Regions from separate parts of the Homo sapiens genome. Here region 1 is linked to region 2. Evidence: read pairs that join two places in POLR2A ChIA-PET (ENCODE). Cell type or tissue: HCT116. All regions are shown on one strand. Region 1 holds the start of ST3GAL2 (ST3 beta-galactoside alpha-2,3-sialyltransferase 2). Region 2 overlaps VAC14 (VAC14 component of PIKFYVE complex).

The links. Peaks named below come from ENCODE experiments on the same cell type or tissue, not always from the same donor. Only the 100,000 strongest peaks of a DNase experiment are listed, where the experiment ranks them.
Region 1: POLR2A ChIA-PET joins it to region 2 with 5 read pairs; 2 of 35 experiments call an interaction of 5 or more read pairs at or near these places.

Annotation. Positions count from the first base shown.
Region 1 is chr16:70,433,654-70,441,653 of GRCh38, forward strand. ST3GAL2 (ST3 beta-galactoside alpha-2,3-sialyltransferase 2) reads right to left here and starts at 5,447. Exons shown (of 7, transcript NM_006927.4): 1 at 5,296-5,447. RefSeq lists enhancers at 1-437, 3,399-3,578 and silencers at 5,119-5,318, 5,419-5,598. In HCT116, no CTCF peak of the experiment used is centred here; a DNase peak (open chromatin) is centred at 5,628; H3K4me3 peaks cover 2,931 bases; H3K27ac peaks cover 1,205 bases.
Region 2 is chr16:70,701,979-70,709,978 of GRCh38, forward strand. All of the region lies in intron 14 of VAC14 (VAC14 component of PIKFYVE complex), which reads right to left. Among named protein-coding and RNA genes, the nearest start is that of MTSS2, 20 kb to the left of the region's middle. RefSeq lists enhancers at 950-1,715, 1,716-2,483, 2,484-3,249, 3,250-4,015. In HCT116, CTCF peaks have their summits at 1,589 and 1,790 (motif pointing right); a DNase peak (open chromatin) is centred at 5,310; H3K27ac peaks cover 3,261 bases.

The DNA.
Region 1 (8,000 bases), 270 kb before region 2:
CAACAGCGGTTCCCTGAAGAGACTGGCCTTTGGTTCCTGCTGCACCCACTCCAAGACCCTGGAGGGGACCTGGGTCCTGAGTCATCACTCTGATTTTATAGTTCCCACAGCTTTCCAAGGAAATGCTTTCCTGCCAAAGGCAGCCAAGTTGCTGCTTGCAACCAAATAGGATTCCTTACTACTTTCTAAATAAATCCCCTATGCTCTAGAAAAAAGGGACAACTCCCTAAATGTGCCTTGTGATAGCCTTTCTTTGTACCTGTTGGCCTGCACACCCCCTCCAGCCCACAGGCACTGCTTGGAAACCTACCCTTAGAGGCCCATCCCAAATGCCTTTTCTGAGCTCCCTATGGGGATGACTTCGACCTCCTTTAACTGGCCACATTTCCACTGTAGATCTATTGGTGGACTCGTCTTATCCCCCTCCCAGGAACAGCAACTTGGACATTACTGTCTCCTCCACAACACTCAGCACAGTTCTCAGCTCAAAAAGACTCAGACTTGGCCAGGCACAGTGTCTCACACCTATAGTCCCAGCAGTTTGGGAGGCCGAGGCAGGCGGATCACGAGGTCAGGAGTTCGAGACCAGCCTGGCCAACATGGCAAAACCCCGTCTCTAGTAACAATACAAAAATTAGCTGGCTGTGGTGGTGCGTGCCTGTAATCCCAGCTACTCGGGAGGCTGAGGCATGAGAGTCGCTTGAACCCAGGAGTCAGAGGTTGCAGTGAGCCGAGATCACACCACTGTACTCCAGCCTGGCAACAGAACGAGACTCCATCTCAAAAACAAAAAAAAAAAAATTCAGACTTTTGGGGGCAGACAACCCCAAAGGACAATTAAGGTTTGTTGAGCACATCAAGGAGCAGGAACTAAGAGCAGGGGCTGTGCATCAGAAAGACATGAGTTTCAACCCCAGATCCTCCTGCTGTCTGTTTGGGCACATCTGGTAAGTTCTGTAAGTCTCAGTTCTTCATCTACAAAGCAGCGGCAACAACACCCACCTTGCAGTGCTGCTGTGAGGATTCACTAACACCTGAGAGCATCTAGCACCATGCCTGGCTGGCAGCAAGCACTCAATGAACAGCAGCCATAATTCAGGCTATTAGCAGCAACTGGTTTAGCAGCCACTCCGTTGGCACTGGAATCAGGAGTCCCAGGGCCACTGTGTGACCCACAGTGTATCTCTGGGTTCCTCAGTAACCCTACCTGGGTCTGTATCTGCCTTATAAATGTTCCACTGACCTGTAAAACAACAGTTGGAAAATGCTTTGCAAAGCACAATGTAAGTGATGCCTCCTGCATTTCTAAATTTCAAAGACTCCCAGGTATCCTGTCCAGTGTGCAGCCATGGCAGGACTTTACTTGGCAGGCACCCCAACCCACTTGGTTGGGGAAACAGGCACAGGCCAGACGAGGGCCCGGTTCAGCAATTTGCTTCGATATCTTCACACAGCCACCCTTTTCCAAAGCCATGGCTCCTAAATTTCCTGCTTGGTTGTGGGGCCTTGCTTCAAATAACCGTGGGGCAGTGTCCCCCCAGTCATTACCAATCCTGGGCAACATCAGAATGAAAGAAAAGCCAAACCAGTACAGCTGCCAGAACAGCCTGGTGGGGAAGTAAGGTGGAAGAAAGTCCCTCTTAAGACTTTACATCTAGCTGGCTGGGCGCAGTGGTTCACGCCTGTAATCCCAGCACTTTCGGAGGCTCCAGCGGGCGGATCACCTGAGGTCAGGAGTTTGAGACCAGCCTGACCAACATGGAGAAACTCCATCTCTACTAAAAATACAAAAAAATTAGATGGGCGTGGTGGCGCATGCCTGTAATCCCAGCTACTTGGGAGGCTGAGTCAGGAGAATTACTTGAACCCGGGAGGTGGAGGTTGCGGTGAGCCGACATCGTGCCATTGCATTCCAGCCTGGGCAACAAGAGTGAAACTCTATCTCAAAAAATAAAATAAAAAATAAAATAAATTTTAAAAAAATACAAAAATTAGCCGGGCATGGTGGTGCATGCCTGTAATCCCAGCTATTCCAGAGGCTGAGACAGGAGAATCGCTTGAACCTGGGAGGCAGAGGTTGCAGTGAGCCGAGATCTCGCCATTGCACTCCAGCCTGGGCAACAAGAGGGAAACCTCGTCTCAAAATAAAATAAAATAAAATAAAATAAAATAAAATAAAAAAGACTACATCTAGCTGGGCGGAGTAGCTCACGCCTCTAATCCCAACAGTGGGAAGCTGAGGCGGGCGGAGCACCTGAGGTCAGGAGTTCGAGACCAGCCTGGCCAACATGAAGAAACCCCATCTCTACTACAAATACAAAAATCAGCCGGGCATGGTGGCAGATACCTATAATCCCAGCTACTTGGGAGGCTGAGGCAGGAGAATAGCCTGAACCTGGGAGGCGGAGGTTGCAGTGAGCTGAGATCACACCACTGCACTCCAGCCTGGGTGACAGAGCAAGACTCTATCTCAAAAAAAAAAAAAGACATCTGGCCAGGAGCGGTGACTCACGCCTGTAATCCCAGCACTTTGGGAGGCCAAGGCGGGCGGATCACCTGAGGTCAGGAGTTCGAAACCAGTCTGGCAAACATGGTGAAACCCCGTCTCTACTAAAAATACAAAAAGTAGCGGGGTGTCGTGGCGTATGCCTGTAATCCTAGGTTCCTGTCACCCCAGGAAGGGGTGGCCAACAAGGCCGAGACAAGAGAATTGCTTGAACCCTGGAGGCAGAGGCTGCAGTGAGCCGAGATCATGCCACTGCACTCCAGCCTGGGCAACAGAGTGAGACTTCGTCTCAAAAAAAGAAAAAAAAAAAAAAAAAGACTTCGCATCTGCTTGGATTAATCTCTCAAGAAATTGTGATGACCCCAAACCAGTGGTTCTCAAAGTGTTAGCCCTAGGGAGCTGGAGAGAGATGCAAAATATAGGCTCCACCAAGATTAAACCATAAAACTCTGGAGTCCCCTCACACACACACAATCTGTGCCTTAACCAGCTCTCCAGGAGACTATGACTCTCAGTCAAATGTGAAGAATCCTTCCCTAAACCTGTAACCATGAGACCTTCCGCTGTAATTCATTTACTGAACACCCACTAGGTGCTAAGGACCAAGCCAGGTGGTGGTATTTCAGAAAATGAGGACACATTTGAAGAGCATCCACAGTCTAATGAGAGCCAAAATGAAGTATACAAATATGGCCAAAATAAGGCAGGATGTGGTATAGGACAACGCAAAATAATCCATTTCCCACCCCTCTCCCCAGGCCCTACCCCTCAGGTCTTCTTTTGCCATGAAAAGACATGGAAAAACCAAGCCTCCCCAAATCCCCAATCCTGGTATTGCAGACTCCTTAATCCCAGGTGCCTTCTCGAGAAGAGTGGTCCTTACCCTGAGGCTTGGCCGGAGTAGAAATGCTCCCCTGAGGCCATAGCCAGTGGCTCTCAGAAGCTTGGCTTTATCTGGGATTTGCACTCCAAAAGTTCCCAGGAGCCATCAGCGTGCCACAGCACATCACAACAATGCGCTCCCAGGCAGGGTCACTCCCACAGGCCCCTGCCAGACTTGCAAGCAAGGGTGCAGAGGCAGACATAAACACCCACACAGACAGTTGGCCCCCTGGCCTCCCTTCCTCCATTCTCAAGTTACAAGGTTAAAAGCATCCAATTCACAGCCAAGGGGGAGGGCTGGGAAGGGGGTTGCTGAAGCAGTGAACCATCTGGTTCAGATCAAGATTGCTCCTTCAGGAACCCACATAACTCCTAGAGCCTCCTGTCCCTCCTTTCCTCCACCCAACCCACTGGGAAACTGGGGATTGGGGTAGAATGGATGACTATCCCCCTCTGCCCCCCCCGCAAAAAAAAAAAAATCTGAAGAGGACAAAACAAAAAACCTGAATAATACAGGCAAATCTGTGCCACCTCTCTGAGCCCTCGTTCCCTCTAAATCCTGAGTCCCACGACTAAACTTGAGATCACCGCCCACATACTCTGTGCCTTCCTCCACAGAGAGATCAGGGCAGCCAGCAGGCATCCCTCCCTGAAAGGGCAACCCCTCCAAAGTTAGCAGCAGAAGCAAGATGAAGCTTAGGGGTGTGGTCTCCCAGACTCCTCTTATGCCACCATCTCTCTAAAAACCAGCGATACCTTCCACCTGAGAAGGGCTTCAGAGCCCACCAGGCAAGGAAGGGGTGGCCAACCAGCTTCCAAACATCCGTCCCAAAGACGAGGCGGGAGTGTGTTACTGGCCAGAGGTCCCAGAGTGCCCTGTACTCCCCCGGAGGCTTTGACTGAAAAGAGGCCCCAGGTCCCTGCCTGCCCCCAGCACCTCTCTAGCCCCTTTCTCCAACACCACCTTTGACTCAATCCTCCGCTCCTTTACGCAGCTGTAAAGCAAGAGGGAAGATGGGAGACGGGAGATGGATGCAGTTGGCAAAAGATAAATCGAAAGGCTAACTTGAGCAAGCAAGCAATTGGTGCTGACTCCTCTACAGGCAGAGGGAACCCGGAGTGGGTTATGCGAAGGAGGGAAGGCCAACAGGAGCGGCAGGAAGCTAAGGGGAGACTCAAGTGAGCTCAGCCCAGAGCTGTAGCAGGGGGTGGGAAGTTTGGTCCAGTCACAGGGGAATGACTGGGGGTAAGAAATGACTTCCATTCCAAGGCAGAGAAGGAACAGGAGAGAGGAGAGACGAGGTTCAGACCAGCCTCCACGGGACTGGCGCTTTGGCCAAGTTTCTGGCTTCAGCCGTGCCTCAGTTTCCCCAAAGTAGGAAGGTCGAGCCGTGAGAACTGGGCCACTGAGGATGGTTAGGGGGCAGTGCCAGGTAGGGGAAAGATCACAGGGGAGAGAGGAAAGAGGAGCTGATGGGGCAGACAGGCTCTGGCCAAGAGTGGGGCCGGGGTCTCCCAGGTGGAGCAGAGGCCGGGAGACCCAGGGTTAGCGGTACGAACTAGGGAGTGGACTGGAAGTCGGGACCAGGGCAGAGAGCTCTTCCGAGGGCTGGGGCTGGGGCTGGGGTTGGGGTTGGGGGCTGCCGGCAAAGGAGCGGAGCGGGAGCCCTGGGAGGCTGGGAGCGGCTGGACGTGCAAAGCAGAAGGCGGGGATCCGGAATGAGGCCAACGCGCGCGGACCCCCGCCCACACGAGGGAGCCCGGCGCCCCGACCCGGGGGAAGTTGCCGGGCTGGAACGGGCCGGTCTGGGCCGCTGGGCCGCGCCAGCTGCCCGCGCAGGGGAGGTCTGGGCAGCCGGGGGCCCGGGGCGCTCTGCATCCCGCCCGCCCTCATCCCACCCGCGCACCTCAGTCAGCGCCCGGCGCCGCGCGGGCCATGCTCGCCGCTCCGGCCGCCGCCGCCGCCCGCGCAGAAAGCCGTCGCCGCCGCCGCCGCCGCCGCCGCCGTCGTCCGGACCCGTTAGCTCGCAGCTCTCTCGTCCGCCCGCCGTGGGCTAGTCCCGCCCTTGCCTGGCCCAACCCTCCCCGAGCGCCGCCGCCGCCGCCGCCTCAGCCCGGCCCCTCCCCCCACCCCTGCCCGGCTTGAAGGGAAGGGTGGGGGACAGGGGCGACTGCCCCCACCCCATTCACATCCTCCCCGTCTCTCCCTCCCTCCGCCCCCCGCACGCGCGCCGGCATGCTGGGATATGGAGTCCAGCGGGCGCTGGGTCGCTAGGGGCGCCCCGCATCCAGGACTACATCTCCCAGAAGACAGCGCGCGCATCCCAGGGATTGTGGGCTTTGTAGTTTCGCTAGGGCTCAGGGGGTCCGCCGTGCAGGAGGGGAGACGGAGGGGGATGGGAAGTCTTCATTCTCAGAAGGCCGGGCTCCAGCGGCTGGAGCAGACGGCCCCGAGCCGGGTTGGATACGTGGGTTCCTAGGGAGGTGCACACTAGCCGAGGACGCCTCTCAGATGCTGCTGTGGCCAGCTGCTGACGAGCCCGGCCGGAGGGCACTGTTCCCACTCGCGCTCTCAAAGAGCCGCGACCTGAGGCCAGCTTGGCTTCACGCCCGGGCTCTGAAAGCCCGAGCTGCGGTGGGGCCGCTGCGCCCTGGCCTGAGGGGAGAGAGACCCCATCAGCGGTGCGAGCGGGGGTTTGGCCTCGCTGGACTTTGTGTTCCCCACCTAGGAAAAGAGGAAAAGGGGGCAGAGTGTCTATTGGTTCCTCATCCACCGGGGCATCTCCCCCTTGCAGGCTCTCTCTTAGATGCCCGTAGCTTCCTGCTGTTGAGGGTAAAGTGAATGCATTTTAAATATTTGCCATGTCTTTTATTAGCCCATCCTTTCCCTAACTTCCGCACCTATTTCAAAACCTTTATGAAACTCCAGGTAGACTGCAGTTTCGCCCTCCAACAGGCTGAAGTGAGGCTGAAGTGGTTCTGAATTTTTGGTGTGTATGGGATCCTCTTGGCCAGCTTGTTTAAACGCAGATTGCTGCCCCCACCCTCAGCTTCTGGTTCTTTTAGCTCTAGGGCAGGCCCCAGAATTGGCATTGCTACCCCGTCTCCAGGTGTTGCTCATGCTGCCGGTTACTACCTTGATAACCTGATAACCTCTGCTGTTGGTGTTTGCTGCTAACACACCGGTATCCTCTTTCAAGGATGGCCCTTGTGTGGGATAATTAATAATGGCCCTGAAGAGCCAAACCCGGAAAGGCAGGGTCCCAGTCTAGTCCCCTTTAGCACAGGAACGCTCTTTGTTTTTGCTCAAGGTCTCACTGTCGCCCAGGCTGGAGTGCAGTGATGTCATCACGACCCCAGCACTTTGGGAGGCTGAGGCAGGTGGATCACATGAGGCCAGGAGTTAAGACCAGCCTGACCAACATGGCAAAACCCTGTCTCTACCAAAAATGCAAAAATTAGCTGGGTGTGGTAGTGCGTGCCTGTAATCCCAGCTACTTGGGAGGCTGAGGCACGAGAATTGCTTGAATCTGGGAGTTGGAGGTTACAGTGAGCTGAGATCATGCCATTGCACTCCAGCCTGGGCAACAGAGTGAGACTCTGTCTTAAACAAAAAAGGGCCAGGCGTGGTGGCTCACACCTGTAATCCCAGCACTTTGGGAGGCTGAGGCAGGTGGATCATGAGGTCAGGAGTTCAAGACCAGCCTGGCCAAGATGGTGAAACTCCGTCTCTACTAAAAATATAAAAATTAGCCGGGCATGGTGGCAGGCGCCTGTAATCCCAGCTACTCAGGAGGCTGAGGCAGGAGAATCACTTGAATCCGGGGGGATGGAGGTTTCAGTGAGCCAACGTCGCGCCACTGCACTCCAGCCTGGCCGGCAGAGCAAGACTCCGTCTCAAAAACAAACAAACAAACAAACAAACAAACAAAACACCGGCAGACTCTCAACACAAGTGATTTTACCCACCCTCCTCCCTCCACATTAAAAGGCTTCTACAGAGGCGGGTCACAGTGGCTCACGCCTGTAATCGCAGCACTTTAGGAGGCCTAGGCATGTAGATTGTCTGAGCTTAGGAGTTTGAGACCAGCCTAGGCAACGTGGAAAAACCCTGTCTCTCTTTATAAAAAAGAAAAGAAGGCTGGGCGCCATGGCTCATGCCTGTAATCCCAGCACTTTGGGAGGCCGAGGCGGGTGGATCACAAGGTCTGGAGTTCAGGGGTGGCCTGAACTCTTCCAGCCTGGCCAAGATGGTGAAACTCCGTCTCTACTGAAAATACAAAAAATTAGCGGGGCGTGGTGGCAGGCGCCTGTAATCCTAGCTACTGGGGAGGCTGAGGCAGAGAATTGCTTGAACCCAGGAGGTGGAGGTTGCAGTGAGCAGAGATTGCACCACTGCACTCCAGCCTGGACAACAGAGCAAGAATCCGTCTCAAAAAAAAAAAGAGACTTAAACAGTAATATAGTTTCTAACAGCTCAAGGTCACATCCTGGGATGACCCAAACCCACCTTAAAGTGCCTGCCTGAGAAGGCGCACCACTGCCGAAAGAATTTACTGTTCCAGGCGACACCCAATCATAGGCTCTGACTACACTTTCTCAGAGCATTTAC
Region 2 (8,000 bases):
GATGAAGCCTCAGTCTGAAATGCAGGCCCCTCCTACCAGCCCCTTCTAAGAGAAAGTTCTAGTTCTTTCAGGGCACTCATCCCCAAGAAGCAAGGGTCTCCCGAACAGAACGGTAGGTGCACTGACCCTCCACCCCCTCCGCCAGGCCAGCGCATTCTCTCTGTTCATGCCCAGGCAGGCCTTTTTGTGCTGTGCAAACACCAGTGTGTGGAAAACGGCAGTCTGATGTTACATTTTTGCCCTTGTCACCCATCAGGCCAAGCCCTGCCCAGATCTTGCACTCTCTTGCTGGCCGAAGAGGCCTGGGAAGCCAGCTCATCCCAGGAGACTCTGGAGCACAAGCCTCCTCACGAGGTGTCTCCCTCTGAGTGAGGTGTCTCCCTCTGAGCATCGCTAATTAAAGCACCACAAGAGGGAAAGGGAGAGGAGAGGCCGGGAGCAGGCACCACAGAGAGCAGTGCTGAGGCCATGTCATGCTCCAGCCGCTCGCTCAACCACCCTTGCTCCAGGAGGAAGAGCCTGGAGAGGCTGCTCTGGGGCTGGCAGCGGAGGGGCCTCCACTGAGGATGACTCCCATCCTACTGCTGGGAAGGAGGTGGGGGCCGCATCCTGCCTGACCCCAGGTCACCCTAGGTTTGGGGAGAAGGAAAACCCAGATCACTGCGTTGCAAAGCCTCAAGAAGACAGTAATAATAGCGGAAGTGTTGGCCAGCTCACGGGGCCCTTACTACAGGCAAGGCTCAGGGCAGAGGGTGTGAGAAGTGGGCCCTTGAGTCAGGAAGCTGGGGAGGGAGGAAAGAGGGCCCATTTTCCACTACAGTCCCTAGTCCACACCGGGATCTGTACAGACAGGTGGCCTTGGAGTTCCCACGCACCTGGCACTGGGCTCTGGGTTAGCTCCACTCGCAGTGTCATGCTGAGTCCTCACATAACCTGGGCAGGGTTATCACCCCCACTGCAGAGAAGAGGAATCTGAGGTTCAGAGAGGACCCACAGCTGACCGGAGGAGGAGGAACAGAGTATTCAGACCTAGAAGAATCGACTTCCAGAACCTGAGTTCTTCCTCACCACTCTGCTTCCCCAGTGCCTGCTGTGAGTGGGCACCAGGGGCTGTCCCTGCCCGGCGGAGGCCTGGCAGATGGCTGCCTTGCAGGGCTGCTGCATCATCACTTCTTTGCTGAGCCCCAGCCCAGCTTGAGTTGCCTGCCTGGCTCCCAAGCGCAGTGTCAACAGTGGAGCACAGCTTGCAAGCATTAAACATGTGCCCATATTTTCCAACACCCGCATGAAAACGCTATTCGTCATGAGACAATGGCCTGGAATGTGCTTGGAAACAAGGCAGAGAGCTGGGGTGGGAGGGAACCTGAACAGGGTCTGGGAGGGCATAGGGGACCTCTTGTACCACCCTGGAGACCCACCATGGGGCTGGAGGAGGGCAGGGGTCCACAGGGGAGTGTGTCAAGTCAGTAAGGGGGCCTCTGGTATATCCCGATGACTCAGGCACAGGCAGGGGGGATGTGGCCAGAAGGCAAAGACACACGCCATTTAGGGAAGGCTCCTCCCTCAGTGGCAATGGAGCTTTTGGCCCAGCAGGGGCTGTGTCACTGGTTGTGTCCTTCACACACAGCCCAGAGGCCCTGTGGACGCAGCTCTGCCTCCCCGTCTTGGGCTGCTGGCTGCCGCCTGGACAGCTGCTCCCCCTTCCAGGTCTGGTTTTGTGCTGGGGGCGGGACCAGCTTCTCTTTGGTTTCTCTGCCACATACCCAGGCGCTCTCAAAAGAGCAACCTGCCCTCGGCCTGCTCTGAACTTCCCGGAGCCCAGCAGAGGGGGCGGTCACTTAGCCTTAAGAACTGAGACTACACAGCCTTGCCCATGAACATTCCCTTTGGGGCAGCCTCCAAGGCCAAGGCTAAGGCTCATGCTGAGACCAGGGTAGGAGAGACGTGGCTCTGCATCCCCCTGCAGCCTTCTCCACTGCTCTGGAGCAGCATCTGCCTGGAGGTGACTGCACCACACCTGCCAGGGGCTGGTGTGAGCCTTCGTGTCACTGTCCCTCCCATCACTAACACTGGCAAGCATCAGCACACATCAGGTGCCAGCCATGGACAGCCGCAGGCCTCTGTGGGAGATGCTCTCCCAAACCCCCACCTGGCATCCACACACAGCCCCTGCTTCAGGTGAAACCTGGGCCAGGGTGGGCAGGAGGAGTAAGGTGTCAACTGGCTTTGTAGGTGCCGCAGTGTCTGGGTGGCTCTAGACTGGCCAGTCACGCCCTAAGGTCATGTGGTCCAGGCTGGCAGGAGCCCTGCCTCATGGTAACAGAAGGGGCGGTGGGAGAAAGGCATGGATGGGAGCCTGGAGCCTGGCACTGTCTTCTTTGTCCTTTCCTGGGTTGGGGGCAGGGGCCACACACTGCATCTCCTCCAGGGATAAGACAGGTCACTGATTTGGGCAAAGCCAGGCCTTGGTTTGGAGGACAAGACTTCCTGGGGGCTTTACCCCCCAACACCCCTCCTGCCTGGGGCTGTGTGCAGAGCAGCAGAAGAGGGGCTGTGCAAACACTGCTGTCTGAGGGTGCAGCTGGCTGTGGCCAGTGGCCTCTCCCCACCTGGTTAGTTCCTGCAGGCCTGGAGCAGGGCATGAGGAGGGCCAGCTCACAGTGGGAGAGAGGGAGCAGTTCCTTTTAGGACAGACTCATCGTGGGAGCCTGGGGAGGGCAGAGCCTGGCACGTTAGAGGCTAGGGACAGCCGGAGCCCGCTCGGGAGGAGCTGGGGAATGGCTCCTTCGCCAGGTGTCTGTAGGAGCAGAGCCCCGTGCTGCAGGTGAGGCCCAGGAGGGCAAAGGACGGAGCTTGGGTCTCCTTGTGGGGAGCTGACATTCTGGCTCCCTGCCGTGCTCCGCCCTAGGGAAGCTGGACTCTGCCATGTGGCTTCAGGCAAGACATGAAACTTCCCATGATCTCATGTCCCTGCACCCTCTGAAAACAGGACCAGCGAAGTGACCAAGGCCAGAAACACTTCCCCATCCTCACTGTTGGCTGATCCTTCCCAGGTCCCTCTGCTGTTTGCTCGGGATACTTGTGCCGGCTCCCTTTGGGGACCCTCCTCTGGCTCTGGTCACCAAGCAGGGGCATGCTACTGGCCCCCCGCCCCCACCTGCCCAGTGACTGTTAGGACGCTGAGCCATCTGCTGGGGATGGGAACCCATGCACTCACTGGGTGCAGGCTCTGCCCTCCCCACCCCTCCTTCCTTGGGCCTGGCTTCTTAAGAGGGTGACCAAGGCAGCAGCAGATGATGCATCTGACCCGTGGTGGGGGTGTTTTGGGTGAGTGTTCAGCCTGGGAGGAGGAGAGGCCGAGGGCCCAGGAATGCCCTTCTGCCAGCACTGGCCTGCAGGGCCCTTGGTGGACGCAGCCTGCCTCTCTGCGCAGGTGGGCCAACCTGGCGCTCAAGGGCAGGGATGTGGACAGGGCATCAGATGAACTCAAGAGAAGTTCATGGGGAAATGGAGACTGAAGCAACCATCCCCTCCCAGGGGCCTCTGACATTCTTGACTATCCCAAACAATAAGCCACCAGCAGCGTGGAAAACAGCTGGCCTGGCGGGGACAGACCCTGGACTCAAACCCTAGAAAGAGACAGCAAGGTTGAGAGATGAGCGTGGAGGCTGGGGGCGCCTGCTCCCGCCCGGCATGCCCTCAGCTGCTCTCTCTACTCCAGCCCTCACTGGCCCCGCAACGCTGCCCTCCCCATGATGAACAGAGGACTCAGAAGAAGCCTCAGCTGGCAAGTTCCAGGAGGGGTGGGTGTACCCCACCTCCTCAGTTTTCCCCTATGCTCCACCTTGTCCACTCTCGCGTGCCATCGATGGGACATCCTTCCCAGTGGAGCCTTGTTGGTGGCCCCATGAGAGGCAAGAGTGTGGGTGATTTTGCTCGGTACCTCCTGTTAGACTAGTTCACACAAGTGGCCTCACTGGATACAGATACAGGAAGGTCTCCTCCTACTGCCCAACCACCCCAAGAACCCTATCGGGTTCTTCATGCCTCTGCTTCTCCAGTCTGGCACCAGGACCCTCTGGTGGTGCTCATTTCCCACCCCAGCAGGTCCAATTCTCTAGCCCCACTGGCCTGGTGGGGACCCTGCCTGCAAGCCCAGCTCTTTGGTCAGAGGGTGTCATGGGGCATGGGGTCAGCGATCGCTGTGCTCCCTGGCAGGCTGTTGGCAGCTGTGGATGGGGATGGGGTTCTTACATGGGTGACTGGGCAGGTAGTCCTGGCTCCAGGTCCCTCAGAGGCTGGGCTGGATGCTGATTCTGAGGACAGTGTGGGCTGGGTGGACTCCACCGGTCTCTCTGCAAGTCGCCTTAGGACTGGGCAAACCAGCAGGAGGGCAACAGGCTTCAGGTGCCTGCTGAGGGCAGGGCATCCTGGCTCAGAGGCCCCTCCCTTCTCCCTATGGCCAGGCCTCCTTCCTTCATTTCCATCCCCAGCTGCCTGTGGCTCACTGACCATGCACAGAGGGGCGAGCCCTTGTTTATTTTCTTTTTTGAGACGGAATCTTGCTCTGTCACCCAGGCTGGAGTGCCATGGTGCGATCTTAGCTCACTGCAACCTCTGCCTCCCGGGTTCAAGCGATTCTCTTGCCTTGGTGGCTGGGATTACAGGCATGTGCCACGATACTAGGCACATTTTTCTATTTTTAGTAGCGACATGTTGACCAGGCTGGTCTTGAACTCCTGACCTCAAGTGATCCACCCGCCTCGGCCTCCCTAAGTGCTGGGATTACAGGTGTGAACCACCACGCCTGGATAGCCCTTGTTTCCTTTCTACATTGGATGCTGGATGGTGCCCACATCCATCCCCTTCAGTGGTCCAAGGCCAATGGACCCCAGTACTTTCCTAGGAGACACCTGGAGTCTCACGGCCAATAAATCTGAGGTGCAACCTAATATCAAGGCTACAAACTACAGAGAAGGCCTGGACCGCTCCCACCGGAAAAGGGCCTCCTCCCTGCCTTGTTCCTGCCCCACAGCTGGGATCCTTTAGGAATTTAAAGAGAAAGCAGCTTTTGGGTCAGTATAACCTTAGGATAGGGAGAGGAGGGAGTAGCCTCCCATCTCTAGTCCAGAACGCTCCAGAATCTCACTGCATCCTGCCCCTCCCCCTCTGCTCTCTTCCCTTCCAACTCTCTGCTTCCAAGTATGAAAACTGTAAATCTGTTTTATTTATTTCAATCAATCCTCGGCAGTGTGCCCCTCAGGGCAAAGGCAGCCATGGTAACCCTGCCAACTCATGCCTTAAAAATTCATCGTTGTTTAATGCAGTCGATGTGTCTGGTACACTTAAAAGTTTCTTGCAGGGAGTGGGGTGGGAGGAGGAGGAGGATGCGGAACTTGTTTTTCTGGGCTTTGTAGGGAGCTGGTGGAAAGGGGATGGAGGGAGGAGGGGCACAGGAAGAGGCCTTCAGTCCTCTTAGCCATCTGTCCCTCTGTGCAAGAGGAGGTGCCATCGGGCTCTGGGAGGTCCCAGACACCTGTGCTGGGCTCATCTAGAGACCTCCATAGAAGGTCTCATCTGGGTGGGAGCTGCCACAGAAAACGAAACAGTCTCACAGAGGCAGCTGAAGCCTCAGCCCCCCAGGATTAGCAGGTCCCTCACCCTAAGTTTGGGGCTTGCTCTAGAGAGCAAGTTGACTCCCGCTTTCTGAACTGCCCAGGGTGGAGTCAGATGACCCTTGCTGCCACGGGAGGGGCTCTGCCTTCTCCTCAGAATGGAAGTCATCTTCTACCTTGGCCCATCGGGCTGGCTTGGCCTTTTTTCTTTTTTTTTTTTTCAAGATGGAGTCTCGCTCTGTCATCCAGTGCAGTGGTGTGATCTTGGCTCGCTGCAACCTCTGCCTCCTGGGTTCAAGTGATTCTCCTGCCTCAGCCTCCTGAGTAGCTGGGATTACAGGCGCCCGTCACCACACCTGGCTAATTTTTGTATTTTTAGTAGAGACTGGGTTTCACCATGTTGGCCAGGCTGGTCTTGAACTCCTGACCTCAGGTGATCTGCCGCTTTGGCCTTCCAAAGTGCTGGGATGACAGGCGTGAGCCACCGCACCTGCCTTGGCCTTATTTTCCATGTGTCTTTTCAGTCTGACCACCCCGTCCCCTGTGTCCATTCACAGGTACTCAAGCCCCCTGTTCTTTCCCAGGACAGCCCTCCCCTGTCTCCTGCCTCACCTGCTGCTAGTTCCCACCAATTTCCTTCCTAAGGTGGTACTTGGCCCCTGGGCCCTCCCTGAGCCCTGGTTCCTTTTCAGCTTACACCACAAGGCCTAGGGCTGGGCCCCTACAGGCAATGGGGGAGATGAATGCTTGTAGGACAGAAAATTAACTTCCAGGAAGGGACAAGGTGGCCTGGGTTACTTTGGCCGTGGGGCTGGGCATGCACATGGAACTGCAGGCCAAGGGGCTTCAGAGTCAGGTGGGTTCTGAACTGTGTTATCAGGGTTCTTGGCGGGTGTCTGGCTCTGGCGGAAGCATTTCGCATTCTGCAAGGAGTCCCTGTGAGGGAACTCAGCAGGTGTTTGACTCACAATGAGGTCTGCGTTTGTGTCTTAGAAAAGAGGCTGCGCCTTCTATCCCACATAGACACACCCCAGAATACGGCTGGATGCAGGTCAGATGGCGAGGGCTGGGGACAGGCGTGTAACCCTGTGCTGGAGGCTCTGAAGCTGAGATAGCAGGAAGGACCGATGGGGTATCTGCTGAGATAGTGTCTTGGTGTTGGAGAAAAACGCAGTGTGAGGAGGGCAAGGCCGGGGTGAGGAGACAGCTGGGTGCGGGGAGGAGGGGCAAGAGTGCGGCCGGTCTGGCCCCTGCCTGGAGACCATTGTCCCCCGGCCATGAAGCCTTGGCACGGCCGCAGGGACCTTCTTGCATGCTGAATCCTCAGTGCAAATGAAAACAAAGGGACTGGTCACTAAAGGAAATCCTGTTGTCTCCATGATAATCAACTCCAAGAAGTGCTGAGAAGTGCCCAAGCCCTTGGGTCCCTGCTGGGCTCCTGCCCTCTCTTGCCACAGGGATTTCCTCCAAGCTGGAATCACCATTTCCTTCCTAATCCTGGCCACAAATGACAGTACATTAGGAACATCGTGTACATTCAACTCCTCAGCATGGGCCACTTGTGATTTCAGCCCAGAGCCCTTTCTAGCAGAGAATGCCATGTGCGGCACAGATGAGAGGCCTTGCCAAAGACCCCCTTGGTCAGCCTAACCCCAGCACCAAGTACTCACTGCTGCCCACCCACCCCTTTGTCCCCCAACAAGCTCCAGGGCCTACACAGCACAGAGCCTTAGACACACTTTTCCGGGAAGACAGTTTGGACCTCCTGAGCTGCAGAGATCACTGGGGCCTTCTGGTGTGGACTGGAGCGAGTTTCTCCAGAAGCTTCCTGTGGCTCCGGGGCAGCATATCTGTAGCCAGCTCCTTTTACCCCACTCTCCCGCTGGAGCCACCTCTGTGGGTGGATGGCACTGACCACACCTGGCTGGGATGGTGTTGGCCTGTGATCCACACTTAGTTCTACCCTCCTAGGGCAATGGTTTGTCTCCAAGGGTACGAGAGGGAAGCAGGGCCTTGAAACTGCAGCCATAGTTCTGTAGCCTGGACCCAAACTCTGACCCAGCGGAGAAAGTCCACGGGGCTGACTCCAACAGCAGGTTCCCGGAAACCAGTTGGGAGCAGCAGCTCCTGAGTATGGGAGTCAGGCCAGCTACTGCCTGAGGTCCAGGCTGGGGAGATTTTAATATAAAGATTCCTGGTGCCCAGGGAGACATGGCCAAGGCTGGTGCTCTGAACTGGCTGATACATTCCCTGGCTGACACTGCCAGGGAAATGGCCAGGGAAATGGCATCCCTGAACCCTACCTGCCCTGGGGCCTCCTGGGCTCTGCTGGAGAACTGCAGCTGTAACCTTTCTCTCCCTTTGAAGCCCTCTGGGCTTGAACCC